Linked DNA regions of Mus musculus: region 2 is linked to region 1. Evidence: chromatin loops called from intact Hi-C (ENCODE). Cell type or tissue: left cerebral cortex. All regions are shown on one strand. Links, peaks and the distances in the headings refer to the core of each region. The heading gives the core; the rest is flanking DNA.

Region 1 (10,685 bases), core at 1,831-9,830:
AAATATGTATGCACTTTCTTTGTACAAGGTATTTCATTTACACTGTTAGCAATACAAAATATTTTAGAACAAAATTCATGCACCAAGAAGCTAGCAACTCTCAGCACAGCAATGTGGCAGGAGCACCTTTGAGCTGGCAGATTAGAAAAGTGAAAACAGAACGATACTTGCCACAAGGAAGAATACAGAAACACTGTCGGCTGGGATACAAATTCTGAAGATCTAACAGAGTAAGTAAGTACTTCTATGAAGTTTGCACACCTTCTCTTAGAGAAGATGCATATGTAATAATTTATTCTACAAAATAGTCTCACAAAGAAAGACAGTACTACTTATAACCCAAGAGAAAAAACTGGAAACAATTTCACCATTAAACAATATGGGACGAGTGAGCCAGGCATAATGGTGAACACCTGCATGCAATCATATCTCTGAGGACAGAGACTGGAGGATAGCCACTTGTTCAAAAAGCCAGCCACTGCTATACAGCATGGCCCTGTCCCAAAAGCAAATAAAATCCAAGCATATCCACAAAATGGAATCAATTATTTTGAAAGAAAAGAAATCAAAATGTATTGACATAAAGTAAGTACCCACACATAGTCAATGGAAACAGAAAAAATGTTTAATTGGCCTATTTTGGGATAGGAAAAAAAAGAAAATGACACTAATCCCTATGCCTGTAATGGGAGGTAAGGAAGGATTACAGAATATCTCATTCTATCACCCTACTTCACCTTAGGCACAGATATATAACTTCTAATAGGTAAAGAAAGGGATTTTAAGGGGGGAGGGGTAGGTGCAATAGCATACACCTATAATCTCAGCATTCAGAAAATTGAGCCAACAGGCCTGTGAGCTCAGAGTTCAGGGATACTGTAAGCCACATAGGGAGAATTTGCTTCAAAAACACAAAATCAAAAACCATAACAAAACCCATTAAATAGTAATTTCTTTAACCCAATGTATCCAAAATAATATTTCAGTATGTAATCAACACTTTGAAAACATGGGTATTTTACATTTTTGCACTATTATAGTAGCTGGTATGTACTGTAATTTATACTTTATGGCATAATTCAGATTAGCCAGATTTCAAATGGCTAACAACCACACACGGTAAGGGGTACTGCAACAATCAATACAAACCTCAATATTTAAAACACAAATCTAGAAAGGTAATATTTAGGTGACTTAGGCTAACAACAAAATAGTAGGAAGTAAATGCCTAAGGAAATGCAGACTGAGCCAGAGAAAGGCAGTCTTGGATGATTTAGATTTTGTACTGTAAGCTAATAAGCCAAAGAAAAACATTTAACAAGGACAAATGATGAGTAAAACGATTTCAGTAATCTGTAAGTACTTTTTCTTCACCAAGAGAACATCACTGGTCATAAGCTCTTTCTTACTTGGAAACACTGCCAAGGCTAAATGAGCGGCTTTTCTGGCAAAAGTCAGAAACCCAGCAATGCCACATCAGGACCCAAAGCATAATCAGCAATATCAGCAACTAACTGCTCTGCACTGAAGTCATGGAAGTTTTCTTCCTTCCTTTTTTTTTGTTTTTTTGTTTTGTCTTGTTTTGTTTTTACTACATTGAGCAGCAGTGCACTACACTCATGGGGGTAAAAGGACAACTCGTAGGGGTAGGTTCTGTCCCTCCGGCATGTGGATCCCTTCCTAGAACTCAGGTTTACATCAAGATGAGCCCTCTTCCTTTCCTTTCTTTCTCTGCAATGGGAAAATGACCTGAGAGTTCACATGTTCTCTTTGACTTTTGAGACAAGAAACCAACAGATTCCAACAGGTTCTTGTGATATCCAAGACTGCAGCGCTACACTGCAATAGAAACAAACAGTGCCAGACATTTTCACCAAATGGGAAACTCAAAGTCTTACTGCTTTTTGGATAATTTTTTATAGTTCTCAAATTATCCATACTAGATATATTGCTCTCATAATTGTAAAAAAAATGTTTTAAACTGCTGAACACATCACAAACATCCTTACTCTACAAATCACATTCTAGAACAGATGTGTGGTAGACAAGCCAGGTTTCCTTGTTATCTACTAATGTAAGATCCCTGCAACGTCCCCTATGTAGATCTTAACTAACTACAGTTAGACAACTGCTTGCTGTCAACCTCTTTACTCAGGCCTTAAGCTGCTATTGCTTGTGATCTTTGCTAAATATATCAGTAGAACCTGGGAAGAAGTCCATAGTATAACCATGAGATTGCTCCAAAATTATTTTGTATTTCTTCAGATTCTAAAAGAATTACCCTTAGAAGGCTAAGAACCAAATGGATTTTGCCTTCTCTCTCCAGAGCTATCTTTAGGAAAACTACCATTGGCCCAACCCACGTGGTTCTAGAAGGACCACTACAGGTGGTGCTGAAAAGATCTTGAGAGAGAAGTGGGTAAGGAAGTGGATAAGGAAGGCCCAGACACTCCACGCATAATCATCTCTGTAGGAAACAGATTTATGCAACTAGAAAAGGTTTCCTTTCTCCTGAAAGTAGGCAGGCCCAGGTAAGCTCATAGTTAGTTACCAGTGACCCTCTTCTGCCAGAAAATGTACTGACAAAAAAACAAAACAAACAAGCAAACAAAAAAACCCACCAAAATGACAGAATCCAATTACACCACTAGATTCAGTCACACTCATTTCTAGGTTTCTTTTTAATATGGTGGGGATAGGGCTTTTCTTCCCTTAATGTACATTGGGCTTGTCAAACTGCAAGAAAGTCACTTTTGAGAACTACCCAATCAATCTTGCTGTCAAAATACACAATCTATATGATAATCACTCCAGATTGTCTTCCTCCAGCCCAAATCTCTATGAATTCCAGATCCATACAGAAAAATTTCCCAAAAGAGCCTCCTTTTTTTTTTCTCCCTATGATCTTTGGTATTGAAGACTGAACCCAAGGGCTTCATATCTATACAAGTGTGCACTCTACCACTGACTGCAGCCCGGGCCCAGAAACCTCTATGTGGTTGTTTAAGGGCTGTTTTAAACTCCTAAGATAAAAAACAAAAACAAGAAACAAAAAACAAAAACAAAACACTACTTGGGGCTAGTGAGGTGGCCCGGGGATAAAGGTGCGAGCCACCAAGCCTGCCCAGTGGCGTTCAATACCCAGACCCCACGTGGTAGAGAGAACTGATTCCTATGAAATCTCCTGTAACCTCCACACATGTGCCCACAAAGGCACACAATCAATCAAGAAAAAAAATATATACACTATTTTTTTCCACAAACCCCCTTCCTCCACACACACACACACACACACACACATATACATACATACATACACAGATACACACACACACATATATGTATACACACATATATGTGTATGTATATATGTATGTATGTATCTATGTATGTATGTATATGCCAGCCATTCAAGGACAACAATCCCAGTTCAAACTGCTCCTGAAAAGAGAGCAAGAAGGAAAGCTACTCTATGATTCTGTGACAATTATAATTCCCTGTACTAACACAAACTAAGACTTGTATCAGAGTTGGCAGGAATACAAAGAAAGTCAGGGTATCAGGAAAGAAAGCAGCATGTATAGCTGTTGCCTACAGACTGGATGGGAAGGCCTGGGGAAAGAGTTAGGCTTGCTCCATTAGCAGGGACAGAGCACCGTAAGCCAGCCAGGGCTAGGGAAGAGCTCATCTAAGCTCCATTGCCAGGCACAGTGTTTTACATAAAGCACCAGAAAGACTCAAGTTCAGAGACGAATCAGGATTTGAGAAATAATCAGACAGAAAAATCTGAACAGTAATTCATGGGCGGGCCAGCCACACAGCTCAGCAGGTCAAGGTGCCTGCCACCAACCAAGCCTGAGGACCGGAACTTGAACCCAGGACCCACATGGTAGAAGGAAAGGCTCACTCCTGCAAGCATACACACAGAAATGAATGTAACAATTCATGGGACTAAGAAACATTTTTTTTTTTAAGTGATGGGAAAAGTGAGACCTGGAAATCGTTAAGAGAAAGGAGGAAGAACAGAGGTAGAAAGAAGGCAAAGGGGAATAAGGTCGCCATGGCACTGACGCCCCCTTTTCACCCACTTCATTCTTCTCCCTAACAAATGTCAGAATGCAAAGTAACATGTTCAGAGAAGTCTTCCTAGATTCTCTAAGCAGCACCAGCACCAGGTCAGGTCTCCACTGTAAGCCTGTATAATACCCTACACTTTAATTATCATCACAATTACACTTAATTATATAGAACTCATCCTTCCACATGTCTCCCCCACTAGACTTTAAGCTCCACGGGTCCAGGGACAATATGTGTGGTTGCCCCCCACCCTTAGTGTGTCAGAATACAGCACATATCCCTCCAATGAAACACTGATGAAAACATGGCAAGGTTCTGTTTTAAGGGTGAGAAGTCCAGTGTTTAGATGGGACTAAGCTACAGCTCCTTTGTGAATGTGAAATCCTGTCAACAAGGAGTTAAGTCGATGGATGGTCACCAGAGTCGGAGCAGGAAAAATAAGTCCACTCCTGGCAGCCTCCACAGGACGGGTTATGGATGACTGCACTCTAATCTTACTTCAATTTTGCTCTATTTTGCAATTTCTCTTTAGTGACTATTTATTACTTTTGTAAGAAAAAACTTCAAAATGTTAATATGATTTGAAAAGAAAATATAACAGCCTGAGAGAAGAGCAAAATTATAGAAAAGTTTTTGTAAACTATAAGATCCTAAGTACATGTGTACTTTTAAAAATCCAATACCAGCCTGGTCTACAGCCACTTGAAGGCCAGCCTGAGCTATGTATTGAAACTCTGTATCAACACAACAGGAACAACAACAACAAAAACAACAAGACAACAGAGAGGATAATTCATGCCCCAATCGGTAAGAAAAGGAAATGAATCAAAATGTTAACTAGTAAGTGGGAGGAGGTCCTCTAGAAGGAAAATAGAATGGAGAAGAAATCCAAACCAAAGATCAACCAGTGAACTCTTCACTCTTAAAAGGGTAGGGAGAAGGAAAGAAAGTTAAAAAGGTCTCCCCCTAGATTTGGGGGGGGGGGGGCGGCGGCGAGGATATAAAACAGAGTACAGGTTTAATTAAAAACCCATTCCAATTTTAAATCTGTTTTCCATAAACTCTGGGTTCCCAAGAAGTGTTCATAGTTTAGTTCTGACACTAAAAAAAAAACAAAAAAACAAAAACTAAGATAGTTTTGTTCAACATCTTTTAGTTCGAGAACAATGATAAGCATTAAATTACCTTTTATTTTATCTCGAAGTTTAATTTCCCCTCACGAGCAAACACAAGTCGGTTTACAACTGAAGCAACACAGGAGTTCGTGAATAACTAGACAACGCTCCTAGGTCTTTGCACAATTTTGCTTTAGTAAGAAGGCCATACTCTTGAATACGACGTCCCTGGGTTCAATCCCGGCTCACTTATCTAAGTTATTTAAACCTCTGCGTCTCGGTTTCCTCTTCTAAAGCAACAAAGAATACAATAACCAGGGTTATCTTAAGAAGTAAATGGCGTGACACCGGTGCTAAGTTCGTATCATGTAGTCAGAACGGTTTGTAAGCTGTTTAAAAGAGAAAGCCTGCAGCTCTTTAACCAAATGAAAAAGATCCACACCACGACTTACAAGTCACAAAAACGCCAGGCACGACTAACACACGGCGTTATTATTTTTCTTCCCTGCCGCGTTGGAGGTTTGGGATTTTTGGTTTTGGTTTTTTTTTTTTAATTTTTAATTTTCCTTTTCTTTGCCAGATCTTTCCGCTAGGAGTCTGAAACGGGGGTTGGGGGGATGTAACGCAACCCAGCACAAAGTTTTACGAAATCGAAGTGCAGAATCACAACAGACATGGCAGCGGAGGCCGCGCAGAACAACAGGTGAACCAACTCGCAGGGACGGAGGGGGAAACCCGGCGCCTTCCCGCAGCCAAGTTGGCGGGCGGGCCGAGCACTTCGCCCGGCCTCCGTCCCCGCACTGAACACGCTTCGTTCTCGTTCTCTAGCAGGGTCCCGAGACCCAGTCCCCGCAGCAGCCGCCGCGCAGCTCCGGAGCGGGAGCAGAGCACCGTTCCCATTTAAGGCTTCCAGAAGCGTCCCCGGAGTGGTGCGAAGGCGAACAAAAGGGCAAGCGCGGGCGGGCCGGGCCGCGGGGCCGGGGGGTCTCTCCCGCAGGCCCCGCGGAGGCGCGTCGCGGCCTCCCCTGCGCCGCCACCGTCGCCCCCAAACTTCGCCGGCCTCCCGCGGCGCACCCGCACTCCGTCGCCACCCGCCAACTCACCGGGATCCCGAGAAACTCATCCTCCGGCGCTCGGCGCGGGCGGGCACGGACAGCCGCGGGGCGGCGGGGCCCGGCTCGGCCTCCGCCCTCGGCGTGCAGCGGCCCGGGCCCGGTCGCCCCTCGCGCGGCCGTACAGTCGTCGTCTCGCGCGGGGCCGACGCGCGGGAGCTCGAGCCTCCCTCCCCGCCCTTCCCTCCTCCCTCCGCCCTCCTCCTCCTCCTCCTCCGCGCGGCGGGCAAGCAGATTCCAATCTCTGCCGCCTCAGCCGCGGAGGACGCTCGCTCGTTCGCGGGGCGGGGGAGGGGCAGCGGGGGAGGGGGGAGGGGCGGCTCGGGCGAGCAAGAGGCGCCGGCGCGCGCGCACTGGGAAGGGCCCGCCAGCTCTGCGCGCACCCGCGCCGGGGCGCCGGCCCCGCCCCGGACACGAACCGAGCCGAGAGCTCGGCGGAAGCGCCCGAAGGGCCCGTGGAGTTCGGCGCCCCTCTGCCGGGAAGGAGGCCCGGCCGCCGGCACGGGGGCGCCAGGTTTGCCGAGGGGAGGGGGTCGCCCCTCAGCGCACGCCGCCGCCGCCACCGCACGCGTGACGGAGGGGCCCACTGGGGCAAAGCTGCGTGAAGTGGACGATGCGGGCACACTCCTTCTAGAGCCGGAGCTCGGGCTCCACGGGAGAAGCGGCCCGGTGGCTCCGAGGGCACCGAGGCTCCCGGTGCGGGATCGGTTGCCCGTCTCGTAGTTGTGGTTGCAAAGAAAGATGTAAGGCACACTGCATTCATTACTCACCCCCTCCCTTCCCCGTCCCCCGGTGCTCTCTGGTTCTGGCCCGCCGGGAGGAACGTGGAGGTGCACGCGTTCTCCGGATCACGTAGCGAAAGCCTGGTTTCGGCCCGGGGGCCCCGCCGCTGGGGTGGCTTGTGATCCGCGGGCCTGCGAATTCCTCGGGCGTAAGATAAGGAGCGGCGAGAGCCGGCTGAACTGAAGTCAGCGGACTATAAATACGACTCTCAATCCACCTTTGGCTCAGCCGAGTGACCTCGGATACCCTCCCGAGGCTCTTTCCATCCTTTTAGAAAAATGCAAAGAACTGTCACTACCTCTTTTCTCCCTTTCCCCTCTCATTCGCCATGCAAAATGCCCTTAAAAGTATTCAGTGGCCTGTGGATGAAGAAGGAAAAGATAATCCCTTTTTAAACCAGTCGTTAAATATATAACCTCTTCCGTTTAAGTATTTCAACAAATATTTCGTATTCGTTCTGTTAATTCACTTTTCTGAGAAAACTATAAATCTCTTGGGAAATTGTTTAAAATAGACAGAAGAAAGAGTGAAGGAAGAAACTGTGCCAGGCACTTCATACTTGTGTATTTACACACATTCTGGCCTGGAGGGAAAAAGCAAAACAAAACTTAGATCCCACGGTATTCCCTCATATTCAGCTGAAAATATGTACAGTCCCTTATATTCTAGTTTTAACTAACTGTCCTTCGTGCCCCCTTTCTCCTCCGTCAGCTTTTGCCTTTAGGGCCATCAGTGCCTCCATTGTCTTTTGTTACATTTGAGTCACATTCTCTCGTCTTTTTTCTGAGCTGTCTGGGTCTTGAGTCATTGCAATATTCTCACTGCACTGAAGGAATAGTGTGATATCAGAGAGGTTTCTTGCATCCACTAAAAATGGTGACTTTTCTTTCCGGATATTTCTATATACCACCCCTCTTGAATTTGAAAAGAAAGAGCAGACCTTTTGTTCTAAGAGATTTGAACTCGTTGGCCAAAGGCCTTATGCCTATCCATGTGTTATGACAGAGAAGACCATGGCAAGTGAACCAAATGGTGTGACTTCTGCATCCTAATTTGATTTGCGGGCTAGAATCAGTCTGTGAAATAGACAAGAATCTCAGGTTGGAGCTTTAGTGTACCAAGACTGGAATACACACACTGGTGTTGCCTGATTTGAGTTACATGCTACTGAAATAAGAGCAAAGTGGGCACGGAGCTTTATTAAGTCATAGCTTTCTTCTCCACAAAAAAAAGATCCTTTTCAAGTGTTTGGGACTGTAGCTTGGCTTTCTCACGTTCTCCTTAAATCAACTCACCTAGTACCCAGACTTAACTCCTTAGCACATCACAGTCCACAGCCAAGTGAACTGGGCCAGGACATGGTTTGCTTTTGGGTTCCTGGCATGTATCAGCATGCCAGCCTGTTTCTCCGGTTTGCCTGCCCACTAAATGAACAGAGCCAGAAGCCCAAGGAGACATCTGGACACGTATGGTCTGGCCCCCAAAGTCAAAGGCAACACTTCAAGGTCCAATTTAACATTCTGTAATGCCGTAGAATTCCTTTAAGTAGGTTAATAGAAGGGACTAGAAATGAGCCTTTTCCTCTGGGCAGTCAGTTTTATCCCAGGTTCTAAAACTGGCATTTGTTGCCTAAGCAAACCAGGAAGCATTCCTACCTGATACTGATAGCTCCCAGCTCCTCCACAACACTTTTTTTTTTTTTTTTTTTTTGGTTTTTTGAGACAAGGTTTCTCTGTGTAGCTCTGGCTGTCCTGGAACTCACTTTGTAGACCAGGCTGGCCTCGAACTCAGAAATCCGCCTGCCTCTGCCTCCCGAGTGCTGGGATTAAAGGCGTGCGCCACAATGCGCCGGCTACCTTTGTTTTATTTTTTTGAAACTGGGTTTCTCTGTGTAGCCCTGGCTGTCTAGGAACTTGCTCTGTAGACCAAGCTGGCCTCTGCCTCCCAAGTGCTGGAACTGAAGGCCTTTGCTGTCAACCAGGCTTCAGAACACTTTCTAATCACCTATTCTATATTAATACTCCAGGCGCTCGTTTTCTTTATGTTGCTTTTTATTATCCGAATTTATTTAGTTTATGAACAGAACCCCTCCACCCTTTAGGGTTTAAACTCCAGGAGAAGACTGGCCAGTGTGTTCTCCACTCTCCTCCGACCTTAGCTCCTGGCTTGCAGTACTACTTGTTAGATACTTGCTGCCCGGTGTCTGTTAAGTGAGTGAGACAGATAAGCATGGATTTCCTCTGAGCTCTTCTGAACCCTGTCACTATGACCCTTTCAGTGTTAGAAGGTGAGCATGACTATGTGAAAAGGGTGAGGATCGGCCAAGGAAACTGAGGATTACGTCATCTGTAGTGAAATAGGGACTTCTGCCTTCAGGGACCCAAGTTCAATAGATTAATCCGAGTTAATCCGCCCCAAGTCATTTTCCTGTTGTAAAGATTTTATGAGGCAAAAGGCAGCAGTAAGTCATTGTGGGTATAGAGATAAGAGCTCAGGAAAGACCAGTGGAGGGATGCCCGTGGCAAGTGACACTTAGGTTTGCTGCAAACCCAGTATTAAATGGATAAATGTGTTATGGGGAGTAGAGGGGACACATGCAATTTTCAGCCCGGATACTACCATATCATTTTAATAATGATACTCTACCATAGCTTACATACAGTATTTTATTTCTCTTATTTATTTGTCCTATTTGTATTTTACTTATAAACCGTTTTCTCCTTTCCTTTCTCTATGTTAATTTTGCTTTGCTTCAAAGACATTTCCTGGGGCTATCGCTGCAAAGCAGCACCACTTAGTCCGTGCTCCCTGTTCCTCCTCACCTTGGCATCTAGTCCCTCCCTAGGCCACGGGGCAGAAAGGATTCCCAGAATTTCTGTCTCAAGCCCAAGCCTGACTTTTGTTAAGCATCCCTCTTCTCTGTACACTTGGGGAGCCCTGACCTTGGCCCTTTTCTAGAAACCGACCCACAGCCCTTTTATGTGCCTTTGTATGTTTGTTTCTTGGAGTCGGTACATGTTTGGCACAACCTGCAAGAAGGAATTTCCAGAACTGGTCCTCTCCTTCTCGAGTGTAGGTTTCAGGCATTGAACTCAGATTGTCAAATTTGTCAGCAGGTGCCTTCACCCACTGAGCCATGCATTTATTTGTTTTTGAGACAAGGACTCGTGCTCCAAGCTGGCCTGGAACTCCCTGGAAGACAATGACCTTGAACTTCTGCTGTTAGATCCTGAGTGCTAGGATTTACAGGTGGTGCCACATCACTGGGTTACTGTCACTGCTGGGGCTCCATCCAGGGTTGCCTGCATGCCAGGCACTCTCCCTATTAAACCACATCCCTAACCTCAGCCCTTTTATACTGAAATCCTGCCCTGCCAGCCTGCAAGTTTCTCCGTCTCGTCTGGACTCACCCGGGTCCTAGGATACAGATTGGCCACCCTGTGACTCTGGCTCTTTCCTTGTGCACTCTGTGTTCCTGACTAGTCTACCCATCTTATCAGGAGTGCTTTCCCCATTTCCTGGGACTGGGTATACTGATGCCAACTGTTCTCCTGGACTAGCACCTGTTGTTAGCTCACTTCTCTGGTTATCAGGGGCT
Region 2 (10,685 bases), core at 1,550-9,549, 54 kb before region 1:
TGTATGTAAGTACACTGTAGGTATCTTCAGACACACCAGAAGAAGGCGTCAGATCTCATGACGGGTGGTTGTGCGCCACCATGTGGTTGCTGGGATTTGAACTCAAGACCTTTGTAAGAACAGTTAGTGCTCTTAACCACTGAGCCATTTCTTCAGCCCAAGTTTTACCACTTTAATATCAGTGTCCTTGAGGTTTTCCCTTAGCAAATATAGGAAGGATAAATTATACAATTTCATACACTAAGTTTTATAAATTATATCTAGTTTACTCAAAGAGCACAGAAAACTAAAAAATTTGGCCTTCCTTTTTAATTCTACAACAAGGAGACAATTAATTGACTGATGAGACTGAATTGTGGTTTTTGTTTGTTTTTGTCCAGAAGTGTAGTGGAAATTTGGTTTCCTAAACAACCTAGCTATGTGAATATATTTTTACTTTAATCCCAGGTGTGGGGTGGGAGGCTGCTTCAGATTGTCCACAGCAGCTGGCTACAATTTGTCTCATGCTCTAGCAGGGATGATTCTGCCAGCTGAAGAAAGTTGATGTTTGGAATTCTGGGCACGCTTGAGAGGGTATAAAAATGTCAGAGCCCCAGGAGGCTGCGGCAGCAGCTGCTCCCCTGCTGCTGGTTCCTGCTGCTGCTTTTGCTGGATTGCTGGTTGGAGATACCCTGACAACGGAAACTGAATCTGCCCCAAGGAACTTGATGTCCCTAATCAGTAGGAAGTAGCTAATGAGACCGATGGTACCCATTCTCCTGTAGCCCTTTCTCTCCTACCTAGTGTTGGAGGGTTGGTAGGGATTGGGGTGGAGAAGGGTAGTAGATATTAAGAAGCTAATAAAGTAGCCAAGAAGTATGGTAACATGAACAATTCTTCAATGTGCTCCAAGATATGGACTGTGGACACACAATGGCTGAGCATGTAAAAGTGCTCTTGTCTACACTGCTAATCTTGAGTTCCACTCTTGGATCCCACATAGTAGAAGAAGACTTCTGCAAGTTACCCTCCGATCTCTTTATGTATATCTACACACATATCTTGCACACATGCACAATACATACACGTTTAAAAGATATGAACTCAAGTTACATGACCATCTGTAAGTGGACTGAATGGTTAACATACAGTTATGTCATATAAAGCAGATGTGGACTAGAAATTCAGAGAGAGAGATAACAAAACCATCACAGTACATTCTTGTGTATCTACCCTCTGCTCTAACTGGCTAAGGCAGCAATGAGTAAACATTTTGGTTTTTTGTTTCGGTAATCTACAAAAGAGAAAACATTTGCTACAAGGAGTAAGTACCATTATGTTCATTACTTTAAAAGTCAGCAAAGAAACAAAAAGTAAGTCAGGCATAGTGGTGCATACCTTTAATCCTAGCACTCTGTGAGTTCAAGGCCAGCCTGGTCTACACAGTGAGTGCCAGGTCTATGTAGAAAGGACCCTGTCTCAAAACTCAAGATAAACAAAAAAGAAGCTGTATCATGATATAACTAATAACTATCAGTTGTTTAATGACAGACAACAGTATTTCTATATTCAAGCCAAGAATCCTTTCTTTCCATGGAAAGATACCATATACAAAGGGAAACCCTTGTCTGGGTTTACTATTCATCTAACTCTTAAGGACTGGACCAAATACTTACATGCATGTGTTATTAATAGCATCATCTGGGCAGTGTCCTGAGCAATAGCACTTTAAGAAAGGCAAGGTATCCTCTGGTGCTAAAGTCACTCCATTTTCTGGCTTCTTCTGGTCCAAGTCTGATTTCATACCAGTGCCATGGAGCATACTATCTAGATTCTGCCCTGTATTAAAAAAAATGAAATTTGTAGACAATCATGCTTGGAAATTTGTTTAGTTACAATCTTCAATAAAGAATGTTAAGTTTCCTTTATCATAGTATCTGCTGATATACCTTAAAAGTAAACTTCATATAATATCAATTTATAAAGTATTATATACAGAACTACTGTACCAGATACTGAGATATATGGAGACTATCCAGTTACAGTTTTATACTAACTAATGAAAGACAAACAAAAACGACAAAAAAAGAGCAGGCAGAAGAATCCCTCTCCCTAAAGGCTAAGGGCTAAGCACCGGAGAACTTTTGAGGATGTTAATTCCAGGACAAGTCCTACTCTAATGGTCCTCTAGTGTTTTGATTTCTCATCTCTTCTCTTCTTTTCCCTTCTCTCCCCGCCCCACCCCCACCCCAACCTTCTGACTCCTCCTCTCTGAAGCACCCTTGGCTTTTCTTTAAATAAATTATTTGAAACAGCCAGCTGGCCATTTGACTGACAACTGGAAGACTCCTCCCTGGTGCCTAGATGCCTTGACTGAGGAACTGTCAAAAAAGCAGCTCTTTCACAACCAGCAGTGCCCTGACTGTGCCCGACTGGCTGTTTGGAACATGCCAGGGACTCCTCTGAGGAGATACCACAGCAGCTGCAGGGACCTCTGAAACCACTGCTTCAGAAGTTACAGCCCGGCTTCAGAAAGCCTCACTCCTCACCGTGCTCCAGGCTCATTTATCATCAAGGTATTCATAAAGGATTTTAAAAAATAAAAACGCTAGTCCTAGGAACCAAGTCAAAATTACCACAGCGAGGAGGTTGCTAACAGAGGCAGACTGAAGAGGCTATGGAAAGTATGAACAGCTAAGCTAGCTATCCCAGGTAGCTGGAAGAGTTCCTGAAGCTTCCTAAGGTTAAGATCCAAACCTGTCTCCAAAAAAAAAAACCCAAAAAAACCAAAAAAACAAAAAAACAAAAACCAATCAAGAAACAAACACCAAACCAAACCAACAACAAGAGGCAAGGATTCTGATGCCTTGCAAGGCCCAGAGTGTGCTCTGATCTGAGTCCCTAGAGCAGTAAGCCTCTAATTTCCAGCCTGGAATAAGTCTTCTAGGGAGTTCAGAGCTGCCAACACTGAGGAGTCTGCCTCCCCCATATTTGTGATACCCATGCAAACAGATCTCCAGCCTGTCATGTGTGACAGTTACAGTCAACTAGGGTATAAAATAGACTTCAGGAAAGGCTGAGATAATTTCTAATGCTTTCAGTATGGTGGAGGTGGGTGGTAGGGAGCATTTCCACTTTAATTTTTTGGTTCAAAACTTGTAACTAGCTTTTAAAAAGAATCATATTTGAATGTCTCCGTGAAAAGGGAGTTACTAAGCACCTTGCAGAGAACCCTAATTGCCTAAGTAAGGGAACTGAAAGCATGAAATAGTCCTGTCCTCTACCTTTCATGCCAGGGTCATTGGTCTGAATCCAGACCACACTATAAAAAATTTGCAGAAGGCATGTAGTAAAGCCAGGATCTTGCATTACAGAGTTTATGGCCTTAAATGGCAAAACATGACACGGAATTTTTAAACAAAATCACGTGGAAAGAATGGTAAAGCCAAAAGGATTAAAGAAGTATGAATTTCACTATAAATATGAAGTGGTTCAGTAATGTGAACCAACTGTAAATTTAGCAATAGTATCGTACTACTAAATAAGAAAAATAACACATATGCATACACTGACAGCAGGAAAACAGAATGTAAGAGCTAGAGATTCCATAATTTGATTCATATGTATGTATGTATATATGTATGTATGTATAATCTATGTATGTATTTAGGTTTTTTACTGGCCTCCAACTCAAGAGATCTTGACTGCCTCTGACTCCCAAGTGCTAGGATTAAAAATGTGTACCTCTATCACCCCAGAACTTAAAATTTAATGATCTTATGTCTCTTATACTTTTAAAAATATGACTTATTTTTATTTTATGTGCAAGCATGTATGTCTATGTGAGGGTATCATATTCTTTGGAACTGGAGGAGGAATTGACTCAGGTCTAAGGCAAACCCTATGTGAGCTGCCACATGGGTGCTGGGAATTGAATGAGTGTCCTCTAGAAGAGCAGCCACTGCTCTTAACCACTGGAGCCATTTCTCCAGCCTTTAGTTTCTTCTTTTCTAAATTAGTAATTATTTTATTTATTTACATCCCAAATGTTGCCCCACTTCCTGGTTTCCCCTCCTAGAGTCCTTCTCCCCATCCCCTCTCCCCTTCGCCTCTGAGAGGGTATCCCCCTTTTCTGGGGCATCAAGTCTCTACAGGATTAGGTACCTCCTCTCCCACTGAGGCCTGACAAGGCTGTCCTCTCTACATATGTGCCAGGGGACTCAAACTAGCTTGTATATGTTCATTGGTTGGTCATCCCTAAGTTTCTTATACTTAATATTCAGAAAATAAATTTACCTCCGAGTAAGTATTTGTTAATGAAAACAAATACTGAAAAGGAATAGCCTTCAAAGATACTTCAAAACTTAACAGAAAGGTATTGTATTATGTATTCTCGTATTTCACAGATAGAACTGGCTTGAGCCACTGGGGCCTGTGAGCAAAGCTCAGACTTAATTGTAGTAACTCAAAAATATAAAAAAGCTTTATGCTGTTACCCAAATTTCTTCACGTGGACAAATAATCCTCAGCATTCAGAACTAAATATGAAATTGAAATTTATAAACCAAAATCTTCAGAAAACGAAGACGGCAGGCTAGGGACTGGGGCTGTTGGAAGCCAGTCTAGCCAATTAGCAAGCCCCTGGTTCACTCAGAGAGCCTTGGGAGACGCCCAGTGCCATCTGCTGGTCTCTACATGTAGATGCACCCATGTATGCACAAACATAACACATATACATACACAAATTTAATGTATGTTAAAAAAGAAAACAGGGGCTGGTGAGATGGCTCAGCAGGTAAGAGCACCCGACTGTTCTTCTGAAGGTCCTGAGTTCAAGTCCCAGCAACCACATGGTGGCTCACAACCATCCGTAAGGAGATCTGACTCCCTCTTCTGGTGTGTCTGAAGAGAGCTGCAGTGTACTTACATATAATAATAAATAAATCAAAAAAAAAAAAAGAAAGAAAGAAAGAAAGAAAGAAAGAAAGAAAGAAAGAAAAGAAAACGAAGATGGTGGTAAGTTCTATCTCAAAATCTCTTACAAAGCAATGCTAACTTTTCCGTTCAAAATACTGCCCTAACCAAACCAATCAGGGAAAATCTGTACGAAAATATAGTTCATCAAATTTTAAGTTCCAGTTTGATCTATACATACACAGTATGCAACAGAGGTCACAAATAGACTGTTAATACTCTATGGAGAAATTTTAGACCTTATCACAGATAAACAAATGTATTTTCTAAATTCTCATGACAATTAAACAATTTTGAATTATTATTTGTGCTTATTCCTTGTTGTGTTTTGAAAAAAACAGGATATTTTTAAAGCTCAGTATCAAATACCTATCGTTTCCTGGTTTAGGTACTAAGTTGCAGATTATCCTCACAAGGTGAATCTCAAGCTATGTATCGTGCCTAAGTTAAGAAAAAGGTTCAGGGAGGCTAAGATGTTTAAAAGGTGTCTACACGAAGTTCACAATTTCTTTTGGCATGTTTGTTCTTTGCTTCTTTACTTAAGGTTGTAGTGATATGGCTGGCCTGTTTAGAAAGGAACATGAGCTGAGAGCAGATCAAAGACTTTAAGTGCTTTATATATAGAAATGACTTACAGAAACAAGTATCAATTTACCTTGAACATGAGAAATGATGAACAGACAGGCTCCCAGTAATCTGATGTAAGTGTATAGCTGAGTCATTGTCTGATTCGCACGCGTCCTGTACACGGCCCTTTGAATGACTGGTCCTGCTGTCTCACTGGTGTAAGTGAATGAGGGAGGCTTCCTTACAGAACAAAATCACTTGGCAATGACTTTCACCTGCTGCTTTCTTCAGAATTCTGGAAAAGAAAAATGAACAAGGCAATGAATATACTGAAAAACTGGAACATTTCCAGGAGTGGAGAAGAAAACAAGCATAGCCAGACTTTTAAATACAGAAATATGCTTTTTAAAAATTGTGGTGTGATCAACTCTAAGACCTTGCATATTCTATAGTCTGTAGCTGAGCTACAGTCTTAGCTCTGCTGAAATATATTTTTAGAGATTACAGCTATCCTTTTTTTTTTAAAGGCACTGTATTTACAAAGCCTAAATAATTTAGTAGAAAGTTGCAATCTCTCCTAACTTCAAATCAGCCAAGACAAACATACTGAATATCTGAATATCTCAGTAGTGTTGTATACATGTTAGGTCTCCACTACTTGGGAAGTGGACAGGACAAAAGTCCCTTACACCTAGGAGTTCTAAGGCAAGATGGGCAACAGCAAAGCAACTCCAGCTCTACAAAAATAACAAGAAAAACAGAAAGAGAAAGAAAGAAAGAAAAGTCTCCTTCAATAGCTTTCTCTGTTTGCACTAATGTAATTAAAGTATTTACTGCTGTAATGAATGTTTCAGTTGGGTATGGTAGTATATGCCTCTGCCTCTAACTCTAGCACTTGGAGTGGGGGTGGATCTGAGACAAAAATATTACAAGTTCTAGCCAGTCTGGGCTATGTAGCCAGAATCTGTTTCAATGTAATCACCACCTCTACCACAAATATTAAGAAGAAAACAGAAGCCAGGAGATGGTGGCACAGGCCTTTAATCCCAGCACTCAAGAGGCAGAGGCAGAGGCAGGCAGATCTCTGTGAGTTTGAGGCCAGCCTGGTCTACAGAGCGAGTTCCAGGACAGCCAGGGCTACACAGAGAAATCCTATCTCAGAAAGCAAAAACAAACAAGAAGCCTGTGACAACTATAAACTCAATACATTATCTGTAGGCAGAACAGTTCTAAACTATGAATTGTAATCTCACCAGGTGTTGATTGAAACACACTGCTATAACCATAGAGGCTAGCTTACAGGAATGGAAAGGACATACTAATTACTTCATTTATATACAAATGAAATAACCAAGGGTCACAGGATATAAGAGGAACAGACAGCAGAAAGGGAGACAATACTAATGGAATGGGTCACAAAATCCCTCCAAAGCTCAAGTCCTGTGTAACAGTGTTCTTGCCATTAGATATTATTCATAAGGGGCTTATTTCATGCATCAGCCCCTTGATATGAATGAGGGAGGCTTCCTTACAGAACAAAATCACTTGGCAATGAAATACATATCACACACCAAAACTATAGTCATAATAGAAAAACAGACTCATCTTTCAGGAAGTTCATAGTCATCAAAATGAGACATTTAAATACTCTAGCATAGCGGGTCAGAGCACAGTGATAGAGCTGTTTGTGGGAGGTTCTGCATCTCAGGGGAAAGAAAGAAAAGATGGAAATACTTTTGACACACAACAAGACAGTAACAAATGTAAACATATTCGCACTAAGTGAAAGGTAGGAAAAATAAATGTGAAACCCTGGAGGTTCCAGATCTATTCCAGATGGAAAAGCACCCTCCCCCAAATCCTCAGGAGCAAGACTTCGGGTCCTGTGTGAGATACACAACCAGAACTAACAGTCTGTGCAAAGAGATCTCTGAGGAGCAGAGAAGCAGAGGGCGAAGCTTCTGAACTCTGGAGAGCACAGTAGCGCAATACAAAAGAGGTTGAAAGACACAAAGGTCAAGGACCCTAGGAAGATTTGGGTTTTAAAATGCAAGATGGATGGATGGTGTCAGCCATCCAGTTTTTACATAATGAACCAGAGAGGGCAAGAGCAGAAACGTAGCAGGAGTGGGAAGACTGCGGTGAAAATGGAGAGAGTGACGACAGTGCTGGGATCAGAAGGGCAGGAGCACAGAGTGAATACAATTAAAAAGCAAGACTGCAGTACTTGGTAATGGCTGGATGCAGGGGTCAAGGAGCGCGAGGAGTCAAAGGTGACTCCCACGCTGCCCGTCTGAGCAATTACTGAAATGTGAATAAGCAGATTTTTGGACAAAGTGAAAAAAAAAGAGCGTAAGGGTTCAGATTTAGACAGCTGAGATTACCCAAAAGGAATGTCTGCTGGGCATCAAGCTTAAAGGAAACATCTGGGGCCGAAGATACAAATCTTCCATTATGTCAACAGCTTAGAGATACTAAAAGCTAAGGCTCTTGGATGAAAGAGTCCTACAGCACCGTTTAGTTAGAAATTGCACTAATGGCCAGGCATAATGGTACACGTCTATAATTTCAACACGGATGGCCAACACAGAGGTAGAGGGTAAAGATCAGCACTGGCTACACAGTAAGACCCCTTATCTAAACTCCCTCTCCATTAAGTCAAAAGATCACTGTTAAGACCTGACTTCTGTTCACAGTCACTTTGATACATCCCTCAAAGAGTGAAGTCTAATTCCCCTCCTTGAATCTAGGACTAGATTTCAAGACTCATTTCTAATAAATAAGATGCAAACATAAGTGACTTTTTTGACTAGGTCATGGATGTACTCCTACTGAAGCCAGCAGCCATTCTAAGGATATTAAAGCAGTCCCTCAAGATTTAGGAAGCAACAAATAGGTGATGATTCTCCTGCCTCAGCCTCCAAAGTGCTGGGATGACAGGCATGTGCCACAGCGTCCTGCTGCTTTGGGTGGATTCTTGAGAACGCACGTGATGATAAATCCCAGCAGTCATGAGTTAGTAAACTTTGGAACGGTACATTGGGGTAACAGATAAACTAATTTGTGAGAAACATAAAAGCTTGATCAGCACCAGCACCACCAGGAAAGAGGAGTCAGGTGAGAGAGCAGTACAGCAACACCCATACCGAGTGCCCAGAAAACTCTAACATCACGGATAGGTTTCTTCAAAGAAATAGCCAAGAGCAGGCTGTTTTAACATGATTTCCACAAGACCCACTTTGGAGAGAGATAGAAAAGACTCTTAAATTCTTCATTATTATCGATTTCCCCCTCTATGTTATGTTATAGATTCAATTCCATAAAAGTAACATTAGATTAGTTATCAAGGTAAAGACAGTTTTCATATTATACACCAGAGAGCAATTTTAAAAAAATATTTATTTGCTATTTATTTTTATATGTAAGTACACTGTAGCTGTCTTCAGACACACTAGGAGAGGGTGTCAGATGTCATTAAGGATGGTTGTGAGCCACCATGTGGTTGCTGGGATTTGAACTCAGGACCTTCTGGAGAGCAGTCAGTGCTCTTAACCACTGAGCCATCTCTCCAGCCCCAGAGAACAATTTTTATGGGGTAACTATGATAGCAATTTGCTTGGTTCCAAATGTCTGTGCTAGTTTACTTGAGTCATGACTTTAAAAATGTTAATTAATTTATGAAGGCTTCCCTTTTTACTTAATCACAAAATGAGAATATTATTAACCTAGATGAGTTAGTACTGTGTACCCCAGTATTACATATTCAATAAATAGGTGTCATTGCTATAATCATTAGTAGCAAAAATAATGTTGCAGACTTCTTTGTCTCATGATTAACTATATGTACAATCATAATACAACAGCAAATTACCTGGTTATATTTTATTTTATTTTATTTTATTTTAAAGACACGGTTTCTCGGTATAACCCTTGCTGTCCTGGAACTCATTTTGTAGACCAGGCTGGCCTCACACTTATAAAGATCCTATTTGCTTTCTGCCTCCTGAGTACTGGGATTTTAAAGGCTTATACCACATACCCTTTGTAACCTTATTTTATAACTATACCAAGACTGGTATTTTATCCTAACCTTTAAAAATAAAATACATGCTTTTTAAATTCCTAGAAATTTCACCCGAATCTTTAAAAACAGATTTTATTTATTATCATGTGGCACTTGAGTTAGGGAGTTAAGACTACTTTGGGGAAATCAATACTGTCTGATCACTGAGTCTGAGGATGGAACTTGATTTGTCAGGTTTGAGAAGCCAGGCCTTTAACAGCTAAGTTATTTCACTGACATTCATTAGAAATTTCACCATAAATTAAGACTATCTACTTGGGCTGGTGAGATGCCTCAGCAGTTAGCCATCTGGCTGCCTTTCCAGTACTCAGCTCAATTCCCAGCAACCACATGGTAACTCACAACCATCTGTAAAGGGATCTGACTCCCTCTTCTGTATTGTAGATGTACATGCAGACAGAGGACCAACATTCAAAGAAATACATACATAAATAAAATATTTTTAAAGTTTAAAAACAACAACTACATTTGCAAATGTCACTCACATAAGGAGATGGTTCAGCCTGTAAGGTGTAAGTATGAGAACCTGAGGTTGATTCCCAGTAGGCCCATAAAAACCATGTGCAGCTATGCATGTCTATAAAACCCAGTGCTGTGGAAGGAGTTACAGAGACAAAATTTGGAGCTGTGACGAAAGGATGGACCATCTAGTGACTGCCATATCCAGGGATCCATCCCATAATCAGCTTCCAAACGCTGACACCATTGCATACACTAGCAAGATTTTATCGAAAGGACCCAGATATAGCTGTCTCTTGTGAGACTATGCCGGGGGCCTAGCAAACACAGAAGTGGATGCTCACAGTCAGCTATTGGATGGATCACAGGGCCCCCAATGGAGGAGCTAGAGAAAGTACCCAAGGAGCTAAAGGGATCTGCAGCCCTATAGGTGGAACAACAATATGAACTCACCAGTACCCTGGAGCTCGAGTCTCTAGCTGCATATGTATCAGAAGATGGCCTAGTCGGCCATCAGTGGAAAGAGAGGCCCATTGGTCATGCAAACTTTATATGCTTCAGTACAGGGGAATGCCAGGGCCAAAAAGGGGGGCTGGGGGGGGGTGAGTATGGGGGACTTTTG

What was found. A loop is a pair of places that touch in the nucleus more often than their neighbours do. Peaks named below come from ENCODE experiments on the same cell type or tissue, not always from the same donor. Only the 100,000 strongest peaks of a DNase experiment are listed, where the experiment ranks them.
Region 2: a loop joins it to region 1, with 4 times the contacts of the local background. A loop is called at or near these places in 5 of 42 quality-filtered maps.

Annotation. Positions count from the first base shown.
Region 1 is chr14:34,496,100-34,506,784 of GRCm38, forward strand. It overlaps Bmpr1a (bone morphogenetic protein receptor, type 1A), which reads right to left and starts at 6,447. Exons shown (of 13, transcript NM_009758.4): 1 at 6,296-6,447. In left cerebral cortex, for the core only: a CTCF peak has its summit at 5,768; DNase peaks (open chromatin) are centred at 5,472, 5,967, 6,278, 6,742 and 2 more places; H3K4me3 peaks cover 3,315 bases; H3K27ac peaks cover 2,488 bases.
Region 2 is chr14:34,442,164-34,452,848 of GRCm38, forward strand. It overlaps Bmpr1a (bone morphogenetic protein receptor, type 1A), which reads right to left. Exons shown (of 13, transcript NM_009758.4): 3 at 5,609-5,815; 4 at 1,656-1,818. The coding sequence starts at 5,675. Among named protein-coding and RNA genes, the nearest start is that of Bmpr1a, 55 kb to the right of the region's middle. In left cerebral cortex, for the core only: a CTCF peak has its summit at 4,651 (motif pointing left); DNase peaks (open chromatin) are centred at 3,016, 5,705 and 6,436; H3K27ac peaks cover 892 bases.